2 separate regions of the Homo sapiens genome follow, and region 1 is linked to region 2. Evidence: chromatin loops called from intact Hi-C (ENCODE). Cell type or tissue: Caco-2. All regions are shown on one strand. Links, peaks and the distances in the headings refer to the core of each region. The heading gives the core; the rest is flanking DNA.

Region 1 (8,331 bases), core at 217-8,216, 110 kb before region 2:
GCCTAACTGTAGACTAATTAACGTGGGTGTTCTGAGCACGCTTAAAATAGGCGAGGCTAAGCTATGACATTTAGGTTAGGTGTGCTAAACACATTTTAGACTTAAGGTATTTACAAGTTACGATGGGTTTAGGGGACATAATGCCATTGTAAGGAACAATCTGTATAGAAAAAAAGACTATGGAAATAGGCCAAAATGTTAACAATGATCATCTTTGCTGTGGGATTATGAGTGATGATCTGCTTCCTTTAAAAAAAATCTTTGAGAATTTTCTAAACTTTGTATAGTAAACATGTATGGCTTTTGTACTTAAAAATAATGTCACGGGCCGGGCGTGGTACCTCACACTTCTAATCTCAGCACTTTGGGAGGCCGAGGCGGGTGGATCACTTGAGACCAGGAGTTCAAGACCAGCCTGGCCAACATGATAAAACCCCGTCTCTACAAAAAATACACACACACACACACACACACACACACACACACAGCCGGAAATGGTGGTGCACACTTGTAGTCCCAGGTACTCGGGAGGCTGAGGCTGGAGAATCGCTTGAACCCAAGAGGCAGAGGTTGCAGTGAGCTGAGATCGCACCACTGTACTCCAGCCTGGGCAACAGAGTGAGACTCTATCTCAAAAATAAAATAAAATAAAACATAAAAAAGGGAAAATAATGTCATGTAAAAGGAAACAGCCTATAATTCCAGCTACTTGGGTGGCTGAGGTGGGAAGATTGCTTGAACCCAGGAGGCGGAGGTTGTAGTGAGCCAAGATCATATCACCGCACTCCAGCCTGGGTGATAGAGTGAGACCTTGTCTCAAAAAAATAAATAAAATAAAATAAAATAAAATAAAAACAGCAGGACTGGCTGAGACTGCATGACAAAATTTTTTAAAAAATTATTTATGTATATTCATAAACATGTTTATATACATGGACACATGTACAGTGCCTTTTTTTTTTTTTTTTTGAGATGGAGTTTTGCTCTTGTCACCCAGGCTGGAGTGGAGTGGTGCGATCTCGGGAGTATTCCACAGGAAGGACGGTTCTCCTTTCTGCCAGCCTTCCCGCGTCTCTTCACAAGGTCCCTGGGTGGAACCGGGCAGCGTGAGGCAAGTCACTTTCTCCTCTGCCACTTCTGAAGCAAATAAGACGTGCTATGTCACTGAGATTTGCATGGCCAAGGCCCTCCCAGCGGCGGCCAGGGACTCCCCGTGGTGAGTCAGAACCTCATAGCTTTAAGGAATTTTACTGGGGGCAGAAGGTGGCGTGAATGTTCCAGGCTGGGCCTCCGTCCTAACTCTTCACTGTTGAAGCACTTGAAGGCTGGGTGGCGCCTGCTTTCTGCTTAGGAGCCAACAGCATCCTGAGTTTACCTTTCCAGAGCGCAAACGTCCTCATTGGGCAGGCTGCAGGCTGAACGCTACAGAGGCCGTTCAGCTCTGCGGTAACCCTGACCCACTCATCATCATGGGGAAGGCTCAAGAGTTCCTGGAGAGCCACGACGTGCTAAGCCTGTGGTGTACAGAGTGTGGGATAAAGCCGGTCTTTTGAGGTAGTTTTCAGTCAACACTTAAAAAATGGGGCCAGACGCGGTGGCTCATGCCTGTAAATCCAGCACTTTAGAAGGCTGAGGTGGGCAGATCACCTGAGGTCAGGAGATCGAGACCAGCCTGGCCAACATGGCGAAACCCTGTCTCTGTTAAAAATACAAAAATTAGCTGGGCGTGGTGCCCTGTGCCTGTACTCCCAGATACTTGGGAGGCTGAGACATAAAAATTGCTTGAACCCAGGAGGCGGAGGTTGCAGTGAGCCGAGATCATGCCACTGCACTCCAGCCTGGGCAACAGAGGGGAGACTCTGTCTCAAAAAAAAAAAAAAAATTTCTACTAACCAATTTTACAATATACCGGCATTAACTATAGTCACTGTCTAATACATCTCTCAAACTTATTCCTCCTGTCTACCTATAAATATGTATCATTTAACCAACCTCTCCTCACCCCCTGGTAACCACCATTCTTCTTAACTTTTATGTGATCAACGTTTTACATGAGTGAGATCTTGTGGTATTCGTCTTTCTGTGCCTGGTTCATTTCACTTAATGTAACATCCCCCAGATGAATCCACGTTGTTGTTGCAAATGGCAGGATTTCCTTTTGTAAGGCTCCATCATATTCCACTGTGGATCTACACATTTTCTTCATCCATTCATCTGAAGCTGGGCACATAGGTCACTTCCTCACCTAGGCTGCTGTGTGAACAGCGCTGTGATAAACGTGTGAGTGCAGGTATGCCTGCAACACAGCCATTTCCTTTCTTTGGATAAATACCCAGCAGTGACATTGCTGGATTGCAGCCTGCATTCGGCACTGCTGTGCAGGCTGCAGAAATGCCCGTTATCCACCCTGACCCCCACAATTTTGGGATGCAGGAAGGGGTGTGTCATGACACCCCCGTTTCACAGATCACCATATGTGCTACAATCTATACACTGTATTCACTCAACAGTCCGTTACCCATTTCCTTCACATATACACTGCAAGATCCCTAGGCTTACCTTAACAGTGAATCAGAAAAACTTTAAGGATCTCTTAAATAGGTAAAATCTGTAGGAATGCACGCCAAACCCAGGTGACAGTCTGTGAATAATGATTTTCTCTACCCTCTCAAAGGATGCTGGATGAATATGATTGCTTTATTGGCCAGGCGCGGTGGCTCATGCCTGTAATCCCATACTTTGGGAGGCCGAGATGAGTGGATCACTTGAGCTCAGGAGTTCAAGACCCGCCTAGGTAACATGGTGAAACCCCCATCTCTACTAAAAATACAAAAATTAGCCAGGTGTGGTGGTACACACCTGTGATACCAGCTACTTGGGTGGCTGAGGTGGGAAAATCGTTTGAAACCGGGAGGTAGAAGTTGTAGTGAGCCAAGATCGCATCACTGTACTCTAGCCTGGGTGACAGAGTGAGACCCTGTCTCAAAATCAATAAATAAAAAAAAGCAGTAGGACTGGTTGAGAGACTGTATGATAATTTTTTTTTTTTTTTTTTTGAGACGGAGTCTCACTCTGCCACCCAGGCTGGAGTGCAGTGGCACAATCTCGGCTCACTGCAAGCTCTGCCTCCCGGGTTCACGCCATTCTCCTGCCTCAGCCTCCCGAGTAGCTGGGACTATAGGCACCCGCCACCACGCCTGGCTCATTTTTTATATTTTTAGTAGAGATGGGGTTTCACTGTGTTAGCCAGGATGGTCTCAATCTCCTGACCTCATGATTCGCCCGCCTCGGCCTCCCAAAGTGCTGGGATTACAGGCATGAGCCACTGCGCCCGGCCGATAAAAATTTTTTAAAAACTGATTGCATGTTTATATTCACAAACATGTTTATATACATGGCCACATGCACAGTGCCTCTCTTTTTTTTTTATTTTTGAGACAGAGTCTAACTCTATTGCCCAGGCTGGAGTGTAGTGGCGCGATCTCAGCTCACTGCAACCTCTGCCTCCTAAGTTCAAGCAATTATCCTACCTTAGCCTCCCGTGTAGCTGGGATTACAGGCATGCGCCACCACACCCAGCTAATTTTTGTATTTTTAGTAGAGACGGGGTTTCACCATGTTGGCTGGTCTGGTCTTGAACTTCTGACCTCAGGTGATCCACCCATCTCGGCCTCCCAGAGTTCTGGGATTACAGGTATGAGCCACCGTGCCCGGCTGCCTCTCTATTTATGTGTACGTGTTTTTGAGTACAGAGTGTGTGAGCCTGTGTGTGTGCATGTGACGTCTGTAAGCCCCCTCCCACCCTGTCCTTACTCTATCGTTCCAGCACCTGACACCACACCTACCACAGTAAAGCAGCCCTTCCCTAAACATCAATGAAGGAGAGGAGTAAAGTTTGGCAATTCTCACTGATGCTTTGCAATAGACATGTCTATTACATGTCAATTACATTTCCTAGCCATGTCTGGGGGCCACAGAACTGGCAAAGAATCGTCAGCGCTCAGAGGAATTTCTACCTGGACTTGGAACTATGAAGCCACCCCCTTGTTTTTGTCTAGCCCCCAACCTGGGGAGACACCAGGTCATGGTTGTACTATTCAGAGGGGGCCAAGACAGCTGGTGTTACTACAAAAGACAAGGAAAATCCTTCAGGGCTCACCCAGGCATCAATTTTTAGGTGTGGAGCAAAATACTTGTACAGAGATGAAAAATCCCAAGAATTCTACAAAATCCACAAGCCCCTTTTGGAGATAAGACACAGGAAGAAAAAAAAAAAAGGCCATCGGTTTTTCCCTGCAAGTCTGATTTAGTGCTCTCTAAGGTTTAAAGGACAGGAGGTTCTTTATTCAAGTCCATACTCTGAAAACCATAAAAGTGGCTGCTTCTCTATTTTTAGGGAAATTAATCCAACCAGGGTAATTACAGCAACTCGTACTGGAAACTGATGACTCATCAAAAAGACAGGAAATAGAAAATTTTACATTCTTAAAGGTACAGCAGACAGACTCTGTTTTCAGGATGCTTAAGTTGTCCCTTTCAAATTCAATCAGGGGATGCAATATTTGTCTAAATATGATGGTCAAGACAGCTGGGTGATTCTCAGGTTTACTCAACCGGGCTCTACCTGGCCCCAGTTCTGTGAGTCTTTCATGAGGAATTATTGTTCAAAAAGGGAAAAATCAATCTGCTATGGTAAATACAACGGGGGCTTGTGAGGCTGGGAAAGGCTGAACCCCCCAGGAACGCCTGCCTTCACCTGACTAGCCCTCACCTTTGCTGCTTGATTACAAAGCTGGCACCAGAAAGGGGCTTTGAAGACCGCCGTGGTCTCAAGCAAAAAGCACTGGAATTTGAGCCTAAAGGACCAGGTCCAGGGCCTGAATCTGCGTGTTCCTGGGACTGCTTCCTCATCCATGCAATGAGCACAATAAAAGCTGCCCCAGTGACTTCAGGAAAGGGCAAACAAGATAACACTCAGGAAATCATTGTGAAATAGTCCAGAACAGTATGTAAACAAAGTATCCATCCCAGCTGCTCACACCTGTCATCCCAGCACTTCAGGAGGCCAAGGCGGGCAGATCACTTGAGTCTGGGAGTTCGAGACCAGCCTGGCCAACATGGTGAAACCTCGTCTCTACTAAAAATACAAAAATTAGCTGGGTGTGGTGGCAGATGCCTGCAATTCCAGTTACTTGGGAGACTGAGGCAGGAGAATCGCTTGAACCCGGGAGGCGGAGGATGCCGTGAGCCAAGATCGTGCCACTGCACTCCAGCCTGGGCAATAGAGCGAGACTCAGTCTCCAAAAAAAAAAAAAACCAAAAAGCAAAAATTAGCCAGGCATGGTGGCACAAGCCTGTAATCCCAGCTCCTCCAGCAGCTGAGGCAGAAGAATCACTTGAACCCGGGAGGTGGAGGTTGCAGTGAGCCATGATCGCACCACTGCACTCCAGCCTGAATAACTAACAGAGACCCTATCTCAAAAAAATAAAAAATAAAATAAAAAGAAAGTATCCATCCCACCCACATTTGCCATGCAGACTTGTGTCTTGAACTGCTGGTATCCTCCTCCCCTCCTTTTAAAAATTATTATTATTATTTTTAGAGATGGGCTCTCGTTTTGTCACTCAGGCTGGAGTACAGTGATGCAATCATAGCTTACTACAGGCTGGAACTTCCAGGCTCAAGCGAACCTTCCAACTCAGCCTCCCAAGTAAATGGAACTAAAGGCACAACACCATGCCCAGATAATTTTTGTATTTTTTGGTAGAGGTGGGGTCTCACTATGTTGCCCAGGCTGGTCTCAAACTCTTGGGCTCAAGTGATCCTCCCACCTCAGTCTCCCAGAGTGCTGGGATGATAGGCGTGAGCCACCATGCCCAGCCTCCTCCCCTTTTCAAATTCTGTCTTATGTCCTCCTTTGGGATCTGGAGTTCTCTATCCCTCCAAAGAAGCGTAGAGGCTCCCCAGTGCTGAGTTAGCTACGGGAAAGTTTTCTGCTGTTTCAGAGCACGTTGTATTTTGTGATAAAGTACTGGTTATATACATGTTATAAAGAAAATACTCTAAAATTAACCTAAGTGAAGTTCCTCGTAAATGTCTCTTTTGTAACCGTACTATGTAAGTATGTGTATACACAATGTCGTTCTTTGAAAAAAGCATATAGGCTAGGAATACAACATGAGTAACCTTAAGAAATACGAATTTTACTGGCAGGAAAGGTTTGGGAGGTGCAAATTCTCCTAAGACTAACATTAGCTATAAAAAATGTAGTATTTCAGTGCGATTCAATATTTTCTTTCATCGAGGCTCAGTGCCTCGGCCCACGAGTGGGGAGGAATGCAAGAAGCTGACTGTGTGTATTGCAGCTGGAACTCCTTTTCCAATCCAGATTCTTGGGGACAGGGCATAGGATCGTGGACTTCAGCAAAAATGGGAATTCCTGCATTTTTGCCCAGAACACTAGCCGCTTGGCTGGGAGGGCGACATTCCTGCTGGAGGGTGCAGTAGCAACCCAAACCCAAGATCAAGTAAGTGAACAGCTGCAGGAGACGGATGCAGGAACTTGGGGCAGTGAGGGATGCCCAGGCCTCTCTCTGGGCTGCCTACTGCTGCGTGATTCCAGGGATCTGCCACCTCCACGGCCATCCATCCCAAGGAATTGTTTAGATGTTAAAATCCACAGCACGTTCCTTTGCTAGAGTCTCCAAGGTTAAGGCTATTAGGGTGGTAAATCTCCATTTGCTAAGAGAAGCGGGAAGATCCGTACACAGGGTGACCATCTGAGAAGGAGCTATGTTTTTAACTAAAGAAAAAAGAATGTCAGGCGTAGTGGCTCATGCCTGTAATCCCAGCACTTTGAGAGGCTAAGACGGGAGGATCACCTGAGGCCAGGAGTTTGAGACCACTCTGGGCAACACAGTGAGACCCTGACTCTAAAAAAATTTCAAAAAAGAAAAAAAGGGCAGAAATAATTCATTTATTTAACCCAGAAATGGTTATAATCGGAAACCTTGCAATCCTCTTACACAACAACTGTTTTGGCAAAGCCCCCATGTTCCAACAAATATTAAACTGTGCTTGCCATTTGTCTAAGGAATCTTGCATTAATAAACATGAAGAAGAACACTTTTACCTCCCACTCTCAACGACAGGACAAAACAAAGACCAGCTGTATTCATCAATGGGCCCTTGTTCTGCACATAAAGGCTAATTACATTTTGCTTCAAGCCTACACATGGAAAACTTTACTGCCGTTGTCTGCCACAGTCAGCCCGTGCTGTCCCAGCTGACGCATGGCGATGACTGCTCACGATAAACCGGGGTCTCGGAGCAGCCTCAGTACCACAGACCTGCGGGCTTCTCTCCAAAACGGGAGAGGGATGGGTACCCTGTGACATCTCCCCACGACAGACAGACAATGTGGGCCCAGTCCGTCGTGGTGATGCGGTGAAAGTCAATTTCCTCCAAGGCCGTTAATTTCAGAAACGCATACCACGCCCTGCTCTGAGCTTGCTGGGAATAGCTTCTATCTCTCGACAGCTTAGCCTCAGACTCTCACCATGCCAGGTGCTATACACACACATCCCATTCCTGCCTCTTCAAAACCACCTAGCATGCTGGGTGCAGTGGCTCACGCCTGTAATCCCAGCACTTTGGGAGGCTGAGGTGGGCGAATCATGAGGTCAGGAGATCAAGACCATCCTGGCTAACATGGTGAAACCCCGTCTCTACTAAAAATACAAAAATTAGCTGGATGTGGTGGCGCACGCCTGTAATCCCAGCTACTTGGTAGGCTGAGGCAGGAGAATCGCTTGAACCCAGGAGGTGGAGGTTGTAGTGAGCCAAGATCGTGCCACTGCACTCCAGCCTAGACGACAGAGCAAGATTCCATCTCAAAACAAAACAACAACAACAACAACAACAAAAACCACCCAGTGACTTGACTTCCGGTATGCCCATTGTACAGGTCAGAAAGGGAGGTGGACAGCTCATAGCTCATTCAGGGTCACGCAGAGAGCTCGTAGTGGACCCTAGTGAATCAATCCCAAGTCAGTCTTTCTCCAAAACCCATCTTCCTTCATGCCTCTCCAATTCCCGTCAACAAATATTTAAGAATCCCTTTTTTTTTAGACAGGGTCTTGCTCTGTCACCCAGGTCGCAGTGCAGTGGTATAATTAGGCTCACTGCAGCCTCGACCTCCTGGGCTCAAGCGATCCTCCCACTTCAGACTCATAAGTATCCAGGACTACAGTTAGGAGCTACCATGCCAGGATAATTTTTGTATTTTTTGTAGAGACAGGCTTTTGCCATGTTGCCCAGGCTGGTCTTGA
Region 2 (8,331 bases), core at 295-8,294:
AGAAGGGCATGTGGAGCGAAGGGAGTTTAAGAGGCAAGCCTGGCCGGGCACAGGGGCATGTGCCTGTAATCCCAGCACTTTGGGAGGTTAAGGCGAGAGGACTGCTTTAGCTCTGGAGCTCAACACCAGCCTGGGCAACATAACCAGACCCCATCTCTACTAAAAATCAAAAAAATTAGCTGGGTGTGGTGGCATGAGCCTGTCGTCCCAGCTACTTGGGAGGCTAAGGGAGGATCGCTTGAGCCTAGGAGGTCGAGACCACCCCGGGCAACAGAGCAAGATCCCATCTCTACAAAAAAATTTTAAAAAGTAGCCACGTGTAGTGGCATGTGCCTGTAATCCCAGCTACTTGGGAGTGAGGTGGGAGGACTGCTTGAGCCTAGGAGGTCATGGCTGCAGTGAGTCGTGATCGCGCCACCACACTCCAGCCTGGTGACAGGGTGAGACCCTGCTTCCAAAAAAAGAAAAAGAAAAAAAGAGGCAGACCTGACCCTAGACAGGAGAGAAGGCTCCTTTGGGGAAGGAGCACGTGAACTCAGATCTGGACGATGCATAGCGGGTGGATGAGTGAAAGGAGCCACGAACTTTTATAAAGCTTGTTTACAGTCTGATCCCAACATGGTAACAATGAATCTCACACACATATAAGCATTTGGACACCACCACCAGGAAAGACATCAGTATGAAATGGGAGATGTTTCTAAGTGAACACAATTATGGTTTTTCTTTTTCCTTTGTCTTTAAATAAACTGTATCCTTTCGGCTGGATGCGGTGGCTCACACCTGTAACCCCAGCAATTTGGGAGGCTGAAGTGGGTAGATCACCTGAGGTCAGGAGTTCGAGACCAGCCTGGCCAACACAGTGAAACCCCGTCTCTACTTAAAATACAAAAATTAGCTGGGCATGGTGGTGTGTGCCTGTAGTCCAAGCTACTTGGGAGGCTGAGGCAGGAGAATTGCGTGAACCTGGGAGGCGGAGGTTGCAGTGAGCCGAGATCACGCCACTGCACTCCAGCCTGGGTGACAGAGTGAGACTCCATCCCAAAAATAAAATAAAATCAGATCTCAGGCACTCTCCTTTTGCAGTTCCAGTTTGATTTTGTTTCACCGCCTGGATGCCTGACTTCACGTTTATTCATCGCTTGTGTGCAACTAGTTTACCTAAAATTAAGCAGCTTGAAAAAGACATCCTTTTGTCTTAGGTTCATAATCAGCACATATTGTTTATTAATATTTACTAGCTTCACAGAGCTGCTCAGAGGAATAATTAATAATGAACGATGGGTAAATCTACTTGCAGACACAAAGCATGGTGGACACGGAGGCAGGGTCTTGGCAAGGCACCTGGTAACCCATGTGCAGCCAGAAAGACAGAGCTAAGCGGTAACCTCACAATTTTTAGATGCTTTTTTTCTTTTTTTTTTTTTTTTGGTGGTTGGGGGATACTACAGAGCCACTGGCATCAAAAATGCAGCCCATAATTTCTTAATTTCTAAATGGAATTATTTATACCATACAGATAGCAACCAAGCCTAAGCAACATGTAACTTAGGGGGCAACTTGGGAATTTAAACCTTTGAAACTAGATTTTATGTTTAAAGACGCTCAGAGACTTCCCAACGGATTATCCCAACCTAGCAGGCGAAGGAGAAACAAAAACTTCCAAGCAAAGAAAGGCTTCCTGGCCCTCCCCGACTTTAGCATCCCCGATGGCAGAGCAGCACGCGGCTAGGAAGCGGACCTAACGTCACTGCAGCCAAGAAAGTCCATTCAAGGGCACCAAAGAAGCAGCAACTTAGTTTCATCCAGTTTTATCCAGCAGGTCCCAGCCCTTGGAGACCCCAGAGGGCTCTGCAGAGCGTAGAGCGTATCTAAAAAGAAGTCTAATTTGTATTGATCTCTATGCCCAACTTTGCAATTCTCAGGATGTGTGCTGTTTTAAAATGAGCACATTTCACAGGAAATTCTGGGTGGGAAATGGTGGCTGTGTTGTGGGAGTGAGTGGTGGCCATACCGAGTACCCCTTATGTCTGTCTTTTGAGATACTATGAATGTAGCTTCTAAAAGGTGTGTCTAACAGCAACCCGCTTCGAAGGCCACAGAGGTCGGTCTCTTGTGAGCTTGCTGCCCAGGAGAGTTCCAGGGACCTGAACAGAGATAGACACAGTTTAGAAGCTGCTTGGACCTGAAGGATACACACGGCTCAGTACCTGTTTTGCAACCTGTCCCTGTATATGGAGCCACAAATTGCACCTTACTCAATAACAGATTAAAACAAAAAACAGGCTGGGCATGTTGATGCATGCCTATAATCCCAGCACTTTGGGAGGCTGAGGTGGGAGGATTGCTTGAGCCCAGGAGTTCGAGACCAGCTTGGGCAACATGGCGAGACCCTGTCTCTACAAAAAATACAAAAATTAGCGAGGCATGGTGGTGTGTGCCTATGGTCCCAGCTACTCGGGAGGCTGAGGTGGAAGGATGGCTTAGCCCAGAGAGGTCGAGGGTGCAGTGAGCCGTGACTGTGCCACTGCACTCCAGCCTGGGAGACAGAACAAGCCCTTTCTCAAAAAAATAACAAAATGAAATGAGAAGCGTTTGCATATGAGTCAATCAGTCAAGAAAGCAGAGAACCCTCTATTTCTGGAGTGACTAGCCACAGAAAATACGCTGTATATGTGAGCTTGGATCTATGGAAAATTGTTGATGCTTAGAGAATTATTATGTGTTTGGTCAATAACTGCCTTTTGAATACTTTTGGAATTCCTCTAAGCAAGCTTTCTCAGGCCTGTTCCCAAATAGTGACTTTCATGCGGTCCTGGAATTTTCTTCTGAATACACAACATGGCTTCTTTGTAATGAAACAATTTAGGAAAGAAATACAGTTGAAGACATTCTATATCTCTTGGCTGGAGCTGCTGGCCCTGGTAGATGAATCATAGAAGTCCATAAATGTCGAGCAAATTTGCACAGACTTTTCTTTTACTACCATATATGGCAAATATAGATCTATTTATCTCCATCTTGACATTAGCTTCGGCGATTTTTGTACCTTATTGTCTTTCTTACAAATTTCTCTTGATCTACGTCTCAGCCACACAAGACAGCATGTCCAAAGACAGTAACGTCATTCATAACCCTGGGATGGTGCTTTTTTTTTTTTTTTGGTATGACGGCAGAATGGCAGAATGTTTAAACTAGTAAGTATTTGAGGTAGATCAAAGTACCTAGCTATTTACATTCTTGCTACATCTTAGCGAACACCACAGGGCCGTAAGGATTACCGCAAGAATTTAACCTGAACAAGTTTTCTCCCCCAAGGAATTAGGTGTTTCTTATCACACATTTGGGAATCAGCTGAAAAACCGTGGTTGGTGCTGACTGCTTTTGATATATTCCTTAAAGAGATGAATACTGAAAATATTTTCAGGATTCTAAAAGCTGACTTGCTGGGAAATTCCATGACCGGCTAAGATGATTTAAGAATTCTCTGGGGGAATGCTTGCTTCATTCATTCATTGATTCATTCCTTCATTAAATTTGTACTGAGAGACAGAGATACAAAGACGGACAACCCCCTCCCCCCGCCCCCACTCTCCAGGACACAGAGTGGACACGGGAATGTATACCTTCTGGAAGCAGCCAGGGCCATCTCTTCATGACCCTGGGCAGTACCTTCAAAGAGTCCAGTCAGAGAGGACGCTGGGAAAAGTAGAGTGACTAGTCTATCTTCTGCTTTCATTATCATATTCCCCCATGTGACAAGTACAAAATCTTCAGCTACAACCTTTAAAAGCTACTGAAGGCCAGGCACAGTGGCTCACGCTTATAATCCTAGCACTTTGGGAGGCCAAGCCAGGTGCATGACTTGAGGTCATGAGTTCGAGACCAGCCTGGCCTACATGGTGAAACCCCGTTTCTACTAAAAATACAAAAATTAGCCAGGCATGGTGGCACGCACCTATAGTCCCAGCTACTTGGGAGGCTGAGACATGAGAATTGCTTCAACCCGGGAGGCGGAGGTTGCAGTGAGCCGAGATCGCACCACTGTACTCCAGCCTGGGCAACAGAGTGAGACCCCATCTCTTAAAGAAAAATTCTAAATAAATAAAATACATTTTTTTAAAAAAGCAAATCCTGTGAAATCAACAATATGGCAGACTATGTTTAAAACCTAATTGGGTGAAATTATTTTAGAATACCCTTTCAAAGAGTCCTTTCTGTAGTCCAAAATTATCTGAAATAAATAAATAAATTCAAGCGTCAACCAGCATGGCCAACATGGTGAAACCCCGTCTCTACTAAAAATACAAAAATTAGCCAGGTGTGGTGATGGGCGCCTGTAATCCTAGCTACTTGGGAGGCTGAGGTTGGAGAATCACTTGAACCCAGGGACCAGCGATCACACCATTGCACTCCAGCCTGGGTGACAAGACCGAAATTCCGTCTCAAAATAAAAAAATAAATTCAAGTGTCTAAGTAAGATAATAAAAATCCTCTCACCCTGCTGCCGAAAATGAGAGGGGTGTACCTCCGTGTCCTGCCCTGGTTAGGTACCGACTCCACCGGGTAGTTCTCCCACCCACAGGGAGTTCACCAAAAAAGGCAGAAGGCCAGGCGCGGTGGCTCATGTCTGTAATCTCAGCACTTTGGGAGGCCAAGGTGGGCAGGTCACCTGAGGTCAGGAGTTCAAGACCAGCCTGGCCAACACGGTGAAACCCGTCTCTACTAAAAACACAAAATTAGCTGGGCATGGTGGCGCACACCTGTAATCCCAGCTACTTGGGAGGCTGAGGCAGGAGAATCACTTGAACCTGGGAGGAAAAATAAATAAATAAGCAAGCAAGCAAGCAGAAGAGACCATGTTTGTCTCCAAAATCCCATCACCAGCGTATGAGAATAGCAAAACTGAAGAGAAACGCATTGGTGGTCTCGGGGAAGGGGCTGTAGGGGCTGAGCAGCTCCTGCCAGGCAGAGGATCACAAAATCCAAACGTGTCCTCCGAACGCCCACTGCGCTCTCAGTGCTGGGCTTGGCCACAATTTGGTGTGAATGCTTCAAGACTCACACCAAATCCTTGGCATGAATACACCATACAATGATATATCCAGAGACGGCTTACTCGAACAAAGAGACCGTCAATAACAATATAATTTTACTTTTTTTTTTTATTTTTCTGAGATGGAGTTTTGCTCTTGTTGCCCAGGCTGGAGTGCAATGGCATGATCTTGGCTCACTGCAACCTCCGCCTCCCAGGTTCAAGTGATTCTCCTGCTTCAGCCTCCTGAGTAGCTGGGATTACAGGCATGTGCCACCATGCCTGGCTAATTTTTTGTATTTTTAGTAGAGATGGGGGTTTCTCCATGTTGGTCAGGCTGGTCTCACACTCTCGACCTCAGGTGATCCGCCCACCTCGGCCTCCCAATGTGCTGGGACTACAGGCATGAGCCACCACGCCTGGCCAATATAATTTTACTTTTATAAAATGATATCCATGCTTTCAGCTTAGACACAAAGCACAACCGGCATCTTTTAGCGTGGTCCTCACGCCCGCCGGCAGAACTCCTTCACTGAGTTTCCTCAATGTCTTTTAGACACCTCTTCATCCTATAAATGTGCCACACATGCATGTGACATGTCCCTATGCACACACATATTTACTTAAATACGCACACACACATACAAACGAGTAACAGACAATGTCATCTCTACTTCCTTCCCTTTCCCGGAAGCTACAGGTATGTACATCACATGTATGTTGCCTGATATGAAAGAGAGGCCCAATCACGAATTCCATGATACAGATTTAAGAGATGCTATGCATGGTTCACTTGGTGAATCTCCCTTTCTTATGTAAGCACATATCCAAGTCAGTTTTTTTTTTTTTTTTTTTTTGAGACAGAGTCTTCTTGTTCTGTTGCCCAGGCTGGAGTACAGTGGCGTGATCTCAGCTCACTGCAACCTCCACCTCTGGGTTCAAGTGATTCTCCTGCTTCAGCCTCCTGAGTAGCTGGGGCTACAGGCACTCACCACCATGCCTGGCTAATTTTTGTATTATTTAGTAGAGACGGGGTTTCACCATGTTGGCCAGGCTGGTCTCGAACTCCTGACCTCAGGTGATCTGCCCACCCCCGCCTCCGAAGTGCTGGGATTACAGGCATGAGCCACCGCACCCAGCTGCACCCTTGCTGTTTCATATCATGGAATCTAGCACCGGCAGCAAGGGAGGCCGCCCACCTCACTCTTTCTTTTTTAAGAAGTCCGCAGTTCTGAGAGGTCAGAGCAACCTTTCTTTCATTTTCAAGCTCCCCATGTGTGCTGGAGAGGCTGTCTTTATAGGTTTTAACATGTACCAACCAGGGATTAAGCTAAGTGAGGCACGCCAGTCACGAAGGCTCACTGAAATTATGCCTGCTAATCTTTTAAATGGCAAGAACGTTAGGCAGCACAAAAGGAATGTTAGTAATTCCAAAGCTTTTACCCAACTGAGGAGGTTTAAATTTACAGGAACATGTACTAGAGATAAAGAAGTCCAAGGCCCTTGGCCAACCTGTCTGCCACGCTGGTGTGCAGAAGAACAGAAGATTCTGTAAGGAGAGAGAAGGGGTGGAGGCTGGAAGATGGGCAGAGGGCCAGGGTTTAAGACCTGGCGTGGGCCTGAACTCACCTGAATTATTTTACTTGTAGAAAGAGGCTACAGGTTGGGTGCAGTGGTTCATGCCTGGAATCTCAACACTTTGGGAGGCCAAGGCGGGAGGATCACTTGAGGTCAGGAGTTCGAGACCAGCCTGAGCAACATAGCAAGATCCCACCTCTAAAAGAGAAACTGGGTTCCCTGGTCTGGACTGAGCAATTTCTTTGGCCTTCTTAGAAATGAGCCGCTCTGCAGCCCCACGCAGCCTTTCTTCAGTGTGTACATTAGGGTGCTGTGCGGCCTAGGTGAGGGGTGTCACCTGGCCACATCCGTGGAGGGATCCTAACACCATCATTTGTGCGGTCAGCGTCATGACAGCCACTCCACTGTGCTTGCTTCTAGATGCTTCCAAACAGCCCTTCAGGTATGGAATCATCCCTGTCGTGTAAATAGGAAATCTGGAATTCCCAGAGGTTATACATTGCACCTGAGGCCATCTGGCTACAATCCAAACTCTGGGTGCGGCTGGCGCCAAAGCTACTACACCATGCTGCCTTCTAAGCTGCATTTCATCTGGAACCGCTGTGGCTGGCAGGCCGAGCCTCTGAACACTGCAATTCAGGTTAATCATGCAGACCTGCTGGAGCACGCGGGGCCGAGGGTTCCCTGTACCTCCCTTCTCTCCCCTGCTGTATGGATCTCTGACCTCACTACTGGCAGGCCTGAACTGCCATGAGTGATCAAGAACCTGAGAGGCCTCTGATCTGCTCCACCTACATCTGTGCCCACCAGGAAAAACAAAAATCCTGATAAAAGACCTGGGGTGCGCATCAGGATTCACCATGACTGTGCTGTGGTCTCGCCTCCTGAAAAGCTATTTTGTTCATCGTAAGTAGGCAGTTTGACAATTGCTCAATGTTCAGGCCCTACCCCATGTCCTGTCCTAGTCAAGGTCAGGGAAGGAAAGGTGCCTTGTCCCCAGGCATGTGGGCCCCCAGCAGAGCAGGACAGGCTGGGGACCTGGGGTTCTTAGGCTCTTTTGGTTGGGGGCTGAACACTGGTCATATCCCAATCTCTAGAGAGGGCAGAGGAGGACAGACACGCACTCTGCACCTCAGGGATTACACGAGGAGAATAAAGACACGCACACGACCGAAATACCAGGCAGGAAATGAAATGTGCCGAAAGACAGGCGCAGCTAGCCTACAACGGGGGCCCAAGGAATGAAAATCCCTCTTTGCTGGGCTGGGGGCACCTGAATTGGGTGATATTTGCCACAGAGGGGCGAGTAGAGGTGGGGGGGCTTTCTAGAAAGAGACAAGATACAAACAGAAGGAAAAAAGAGGAGATCCAGAGATACAAACAAGGTGAAGCTGATGGAGTAAGACATGGGAGAGGGGGCCAGCGGGGACAGGCTCCCAGATCACCGAAGCCCCTAGAAGAACCCAGACATGGCCTGAGAGGCGGGTGGACGGCCACCAACCATGCAAAAGGTAGTACGCAGAGACCAGACCAGGGTCTGCTTCAGGAAGGTGACTCCTGCTAAAGGACAGGCCAGAGGGGAAAGCCTGGAGATGGAAGATACCAGCTGGGAAATACAAGTTTGGACGAAGGTAACAGAACCAGAAGTGGTGCCTGTAATCCCAGCACTTTGGGAGGCCAAGGCAGGTAGATCACCTGAGGTCAGGAGTTCGAGACCA

Evidence for each region. A loop is a pair of places that touch in the nucleus more often than their neighbours do. Peaks named below come from ENCODE experiments on the same cell type or tissue, not always from the same donor. Only the 100,000 strongest peaks of a DNase experiment are listed, where the experiment ranks them.
Region 1: it touches region 2 in a loop (3-fold over the local background); 2 of 110 quality-filtered maps call a loop at or near these places.

What each region holds. Positions count from the first base shown.
Region 1 is chr7:102,118,334-102,126,664 of GRCh38, reverse strand. The region is part of intron 8 of CUX1 (cut like homeobox 1); the gene reads right to left. Among named protein-coding and RNA genes, the nearest start is that of SH2B2, 160 kb to the left of the region's middle. RefSeq lists enhancers at 892-1,444, 6,989-7,488 and a silencer at 2,925-3,151. In Caco-2, for the core only: no CTCF peak of the experiment used is centred there; DNase peaks (open chromatin) are centred at 1,245 and 4,954.
Region 2 is chr7:102,007,958-102,016,288 of GRCh38, reverse strand. All of the region lies in intron 2 of CUX1 (cut like homeobox 1), which reads right to left. Among named protein-coding and RNA genes, the nearest start is that of CUX1, 190 kb to the right of the region's middle. In Caco-2, for the core only: no CTCF peak of the experiment used is centred there; DNase peaks (open chromatin) are centred at 3,268, 3,638, 6,439, 7,171 and 1 weaker place; H3K4me3 peaks cover 378 bases.